Regions from separate parts of the Homo sapiens genome. Here region 2 is linked to region 1. Evidence: chromatin contacts called from ENCODE Hi-C or POLR2A ChIA-PET data. All regions are on one chromosome and are shown on one strand. The core of a region is the stretch at or near the end of the contact, and the rest is flanking DNA. Distances in the headings are between cores, read along the strand shown. Region 1 holds the start of TANGO6 (transport and golgi organization 6 homolog). Region 2 has its middle 16 kb from the start of HAS3.

What was found. Hi-C counts contacts between places; a loop is a spot of excess contacts on that map. ChIA-PET counts read pairs that join two places held with the same protein, here RNA polymerase II (POLR2A). Pooled maps may share reads with other maps.
Region 2: a pooled map shows a loop between it and region 1 (2.1-fold over the local background). The contact joins the enhancer-like site here to the promoter of TANGO6 in region 1. A Hi-C loop is called at or near these places in 2 of 50 pooled maps. POLR2A ChIA-PET finds 5 or more read pairs at or near these places in 4 of 52 experiments (CD8-positive, alpha-beta T cell, GM10248, HEK293 and 1 more).

The regions. Positions count from the first base shown.
Region 1 is chr16:68,841,994-68,844,898 of GRCh38, forward strand. TANGO6 (transport and golgi organization 6 homolog) reads left to right here and starts at 1,538. Exons shown (of 18, transcript NM_024562.2): 1 at 1,538-1,718. The coding sequence starts at 1,625. RefSeq lists an enhancer at 1,509-1,778.
Region 2 is chr16:69,088,037-69,090,941 of GRCh38, forward strand. It overlaps a transcript of HAS3 not described here. Among named protein-coding and RNA genes, the nearest start is that of HAS3, 16 kb to the right of the region's middle. RefSeq lists enhancers at 936-1,165, 1,038-1,915. Within about 2 kb of position 1,540, at least 9 of the 41 ENCODE cell types and tissues checked have a DNase peak (open chromatin) inside an H3K27ac peak, as active enhancers do.

The DNA.
Region 1 (2,905 bases), core at 288-2,787:
ATCACACCACTGCACTTCAGCCCGGGTGACAGTGAGATTCTGTCTCACACACACACACAAGATTTTATTCGGAAGGCTGAGGCAGGAGGATCACTTGAGGCCAGGAGTTTGAGACAAGTCTGGGCAACATAGAGACTCCATCTCTAAAAAAAAATTTTTAGCGTTTTTCCCTCTCAGGCCCTGCATTCCAAAATGACAAAGAAAAGAAGAAACAAGAGTCATGCCAAAAAGGGTAATAGCTATGCGCAGCTTATTCTCGCCCAAGGACCGGACCATTAAGAAGTTTGTCCTTTGGGCCGGGCGCAGTGGCTCACGCCTGTAATCCCAGCACTTTGGGAGGCCCAGGTGGGCAGGTCACTTGAGGTGAGGAGCTCAAGACCAGCCTAGCCAAGAGGGCGAAACCTTGTCTCCACAAAAAATACAAAAATTAGCCGGGCATGCTGGGGCACTCCAGTAATCCCAGCTACTCGGGGGGCTGAGGCCAGATAATTGTTTCAGCCTGGGAGGCAGAGGTTGCAGTGAGCCGAGATCACGCCACTGAACTCCAGCCTAGGCGACAGAGCGAGACCCCATCTCAAAAAATAAAATAAAAATAAAGGTCCTGCCCTCAAAAACATTGTCCTGTGTCTGCGGCATGACTTTCAGACAACATGGTTTTTCAACGTCCCACCAGGATTTATGTAGGTGAAAACCTGTTTCCGATAATCTGAATCTCAAATCCATTCTGTTTTACATATAAAAACAGTTTGGCGGAGGGCATGGTTTTGATAGACCCTGAATTTTCGAGGAATGCATCAACCATGAAAACAGAACACAGATCGAACTTTTACTGGGAACTTTACTAAGTTCACTGAAAAAAAAAATCATATTACCCATAACAACATTTGTAGCTTTACATTCACGATGGATATATATGCGTGTGTACGTCTGTACTTAGGTTTTGTTTGTTTGTTTGTTTTGAGATGGAGTCTCGCTCTGTCGCCCAGGCTGGAGTGCAGTGGTGTGATCTCGGCTCACTGCAACCTCGACCTCCCAGCTTCGAGCGATTCTCCTGCCTCAGCCTCCCGGGTAGCTGGGACTACAGGCGCCCGCCACCACGCCTGGCTAATTTTTGTATGTTTAGTAGAGACGGGGTTTCACCATATCGGACAGGTTGGTCTCAAACTCCTGACCTTGTGATCTGCCCGCCTCGGCCTCCCAGAGTGCTGCGATTACAGGTGTGAGCCACCGCGCCCAGCCTGAATATTGTTTTTCTTATCCATACTTCACTGTAAGCAGATGGAAGCATCTGTCTGCTTCATTATGTCTGCCAGTGTTGAGTACCTGAGTATTTTCATATTGAAATATAGCTTTAATGATACATTACTTCTCTCTTCCTTCTTTACATAGCGGTTAATCATATTGAGCTTCTGAAATTGTGCGCGTGGGCAGATTAGCCATTTTTGGGTTCCCTCTTACCCCCCGGACTAAGCCGGGACGGAAAAAAAATGTGAAGGGGGCGTTCCCGATCGATTTGGCCCCGCCCCATAGTGTGCCCAGAGCCTTCTGCCACACTTAACATGGCGGCGGCGGCGCCCTGCCGAGGCGCCTGAGCGGGTCGCGAGCGTGGTGTTACACTCCAGTCATGGCGGCCCGACAGGCCGTGGGCAGCGGGGCTCAGGAGACATGCGGTCTGGATCGGATTTTGGAGGCATTGAAGCTGCTGCTGAGCCCGGGAGGTGAGAGGACGCATCTCCGCGCCGGGCTGGACCCGGGACTCTCAGGGCCGCCCGGCTTCCGGGGCTGCCCTGCCTTCCGCAGCGTGCGCCCCTTAGGCCCGCCTCGGGACCCTCCGCCCGCTGCTGGGGGCTTTGAGCATTGTCTATGCCCGTCCTCATTACGTTCTTGAGGAAACTGAGGCTCAAGGAGGGCGCGGGATCCGTTGACTGCTGATATTAGCCAACATCTCTTGAGCATTTGCCTTGTGCTGGGCTCTGTCAGGCGGGGCCGTTATTTCATTCAGTGCTTACTGCAGCGCTCTTGGGAGGGGGATATGGACCCAGCTCCAGAGAGGGTAGGGCGCCCGCGACGTAGAAATGTGAGGTCCTAGCCGCGTGAGGGCGCAGGGGCCAGCATGGACCCTTGAGATTTGTACGAAATGCCAAGAAGTCCAGACATCGGAAGCAGTGACGTTTGAAATGGGTTTGGGGAGAGTATTTAGGGGTTACCAGGCGCTTTTAATCTTTGTGGTGCGTGGACAGTTTCTTCCCAGTCTAAAATCTGAAGGGATATTGGGAGTGGTTGAAGCTGCTACTCCTTTTGCGACTGAGGACACCCAAGGCTCACTGAAGAAATTAAGTAACCTGTCCAAGATCACGTGGTCAAATTAGGGGCAGAACACGGACCTAGGCCCGAGATCTACTGAACCCCCTTCTCAGAATCAGACAAATTGTTCAGTATAGGGGCTCTGATGTTATCTGGAGCTTTTGGAAAGGACGTGGAAGATAGAGCTCTGCTTATCACTGGGGTGTATATTTGGGGGAAGGGATGGGAAGGGATCTGTAGAATTAGCAAGGGCACATGAAAGGCCAAAGGGGATCACCTCCCAGTCTCAGATTTTATACTTAAAACTGCAAAAACTTCTGCAAACATTACACCACACCAGCGGGAAGTGAACACAAGTTACTAATATTAGTAAATGAGTGCCTACTAAGTATCAGTCCCCATAGTAGGCTGTTGACATACACATCATTTAATCCTCATTACGATCCCCTGGGATCGGTACTACTTGTATTCAATTTTTACGGATGAAGGACCAAGGTTCAGGTACATTGGAAATTGCCCAATGTCAGACTAGTAAGTGGCAGAATTTGAATTTAGGTTATTTCCACTAAAAGTATGGTAAATATGCTACATTGTCTCAATT
Region 2 (2,905 bases), core at 290-2,789, 250 kb after region 1:
CTTTGCTTTCCTATGGCTCTGCCTGCTCATCCACATGTAAGAGCCAGTGTGCCAGGGACTGGGGTGTAGGAAAGCAAACCACAAGCAACGACAACGATTTATCGAGCACCTATTACGTACCAGATGCTGCACTGGGCCCTGAGAACACAACAGTGAACAAAACAGAACTCTTACCCTCGGGGAGAGTTTATGAGGCAGTGGAGGGAGACAGATAACAAATAAGATAAACAATGTCAAGTGGGGCCGGGCACAGTGGCTCACACCTGTAATCCCAGCAATTTGGGAGGCTGAGGCAGGCGGATCACCTGAGGTCAGGAGTTTGAGACCAGCCTGGCCAACATGGCGAAACCCTGTCTCTACTAAAAATACAAAAATTAGGCAGGTGTGGTTGGGCGCGCCTGTAATCCCAGCTGCTCAGGAGGCTGAGGCGGGAGAATCACTTAAACCCAGGAGGCAGAGGTTGCAGTGAGTGAGACTGTGCTACTGCCCTCCAGCCTGGATGAAGAGCAAGACTCCATCTCAAAAAAAAAAAAAAAAAGAAAAGACAAGAAAAAAAAGTAAAGTGGTGAGAGATGCTATGGAGAAAATAAAGTCAGGAGGGAGGAGCGTGGGAACAGTAAGTTGAGATTTGTTGTTCAGAGGTAGCCTCGCTGAGAAGTTGCTATTTGAATAACGATCAGGTGAATTAATGAGCACTAAAATAATGGGGAAAGAGTGTTCCAGGTAATGGGAACAGCAAGTGCCAAGGCCCAGAGGTAAGAGCAGGTCTCAGGAGGAAGGGGTGCTGAAGTAAGAGGATCGCTTGTGTCCAGGAGTTTGAGGCAGCAGTGAGCTGTGACTGCACCTCTGCACTCCAGCCTGGGCAGCAGAGTGAGACCCTGTCCCCAAAATGGAAAAAATAAAAGAAATGCATATAACCATACCCAGCCAGTTTTTTCCCCTCCATAAAAAGGAAGCAGTGATCCCCAGCCCTTTTCATGCCACCCCCCAACTTGGCCTCGGTGGCTCTGTTGTTTCAGCTCCTCTTCTCTGGTAGCAGCAGTTTCTCCTCTTTGGCTCAAAAAGGAGAGCAAGCGTGTTGATCTACCCTGGGTCCATCCACCTGTTTTGTCTCTTTGTCTGCGAGGGTGACTGAATGAAGTGCTGCCTGCCACCTGACTGTGCCTCTCACCCAACTGTTTGCCGCATTGGAGGGCTGGCTACAACATGTGAAAGTGGATCAATTGATAAGTCGAGAGATGAGTCATCTGACCTGTGCAAAACCAGATAAGCTTCTGCAGTCTTTGCACAGAAATCTAAAATCTCGGCCAGAATTTCTGTGGCAAAGGGAGAGAGTCAGAAACCGGAGCTGTGAGAGGTGCCACATTTCCCTGACTATGAGGGGTCTTCTTCCCCAATACGCCCCTTCCCCCAGCAGCAGCTTTGACCTCAGAGGGCCTGGCTGTGTCCTCAGCAAGCTCTGCAGCTACAGACATGCTGCAGTCACATGCAGCAGCCACACTGCAGTGCGCGGCACCTCTGCCTGCCATGCTCCACTCTGTTGGAACTGAATCACCGCTTGGGGGTTGGGAACCTGTGTTGCTCCTTACAATACCCGGTGCTGCCTCTTTCCTGCAGGCAGAGCTCAGGGCTGTGCTCAGCGCCCTCTGCACAGGCTGGCAAGGTGAGAGGGGAATGCAGACCCCACCTTCGGCCCTGGAAAGCTGAAACATCATTAGGGAGGTCATCCCCTGTTGTCCTCCCCAGTTCTTCATAGGGAGTCCGTAGCTCCACGCTACCAGGCCTCAGTTTTTGTGCCCCTCCTCCAGAGTGCCCTCTGCGGTTCTTTGTAACACAGTGTTGCAAGATCAGTGTTTGCATTTCCTTTATTTTGGAAAGTCATTTTCCATCCATAAGCTTGTCTGATTCTCACAACAATCTTGAAGAACAGGGAGGCAGGCTCTTGACATCCTCCCTTGGTGGGATTTGGCTCCAAGTCTGCTGGGTCGCAGCCAGGAGCCTGTTTACTACATCGGAAGACCCTCCATGAAATGTTTTGAACATCTGTTGAATACAATGGAGCTTCTTCCCACAAAGTGAGTACAGAAGTACAAGCCTTTCAAGCAGAGTAGAGTTTGAGATGCAAACTCAGGTACTCACATATACACATGAATCCCAACACGTGGGGCCCACCAAGAAGGCGTTTGTGCTCCACTGACACATGGTCGGCGCTGCCTACCACCTCCCCCGTGCTGGCCCTCTGCCCTCCAGTCTGAGGAGTGGTACAGCCCGCAGGTACAATGCCTGGCTGCTGTGCGTATTTGTGTACATTTTCAGATGATACGTGATGTGACTTAGAACAAGTTTAATGTATCTGTAGTTTGTAATATGTGCACTTGGCACTTTTTTTTTGGAGACAGTCTCTCTCTGTCACCCAGGCTGGAGTGCAGTGGCACAATCACAGCTCACTGAAATCTCTATTTCTCAGGCTCAGGTGATCCTCCCACCTCAGCCTCCTGAGTAGCTGAAACTACAGACGTGCACCACCACACTGAGCTAATTTTTTTTTTTAGACGGAGTCTTGCTCTGTTGTCCAGGCTGGAGTGCAGTGGTGCAATCTCGGTTCACAGCAACCTCTACCTCCCGGGTTCAAGCAATTCTCCTGCCTCAGCCTCCCGAGTAGCTGGGACTACAGGGGCGTGCTACCACGCCTGGCTAATTTTCGTATTTTTTAAAAAGTAGAGACAGGGTTTCGCCATGTTGCCCAGTCTGGTCTCAAACTCCTGGGCTCAAAAGATCCACCTGCCTCGGCCTCCCAAAGTGCTGGGATTACAGGTGTGAACCACTGTGCCCAGCACGATACATATTAATTCCCTTGACCCTCACACTCTGAGATAGGTCTTACTATGACTACAGATGGGAAAAC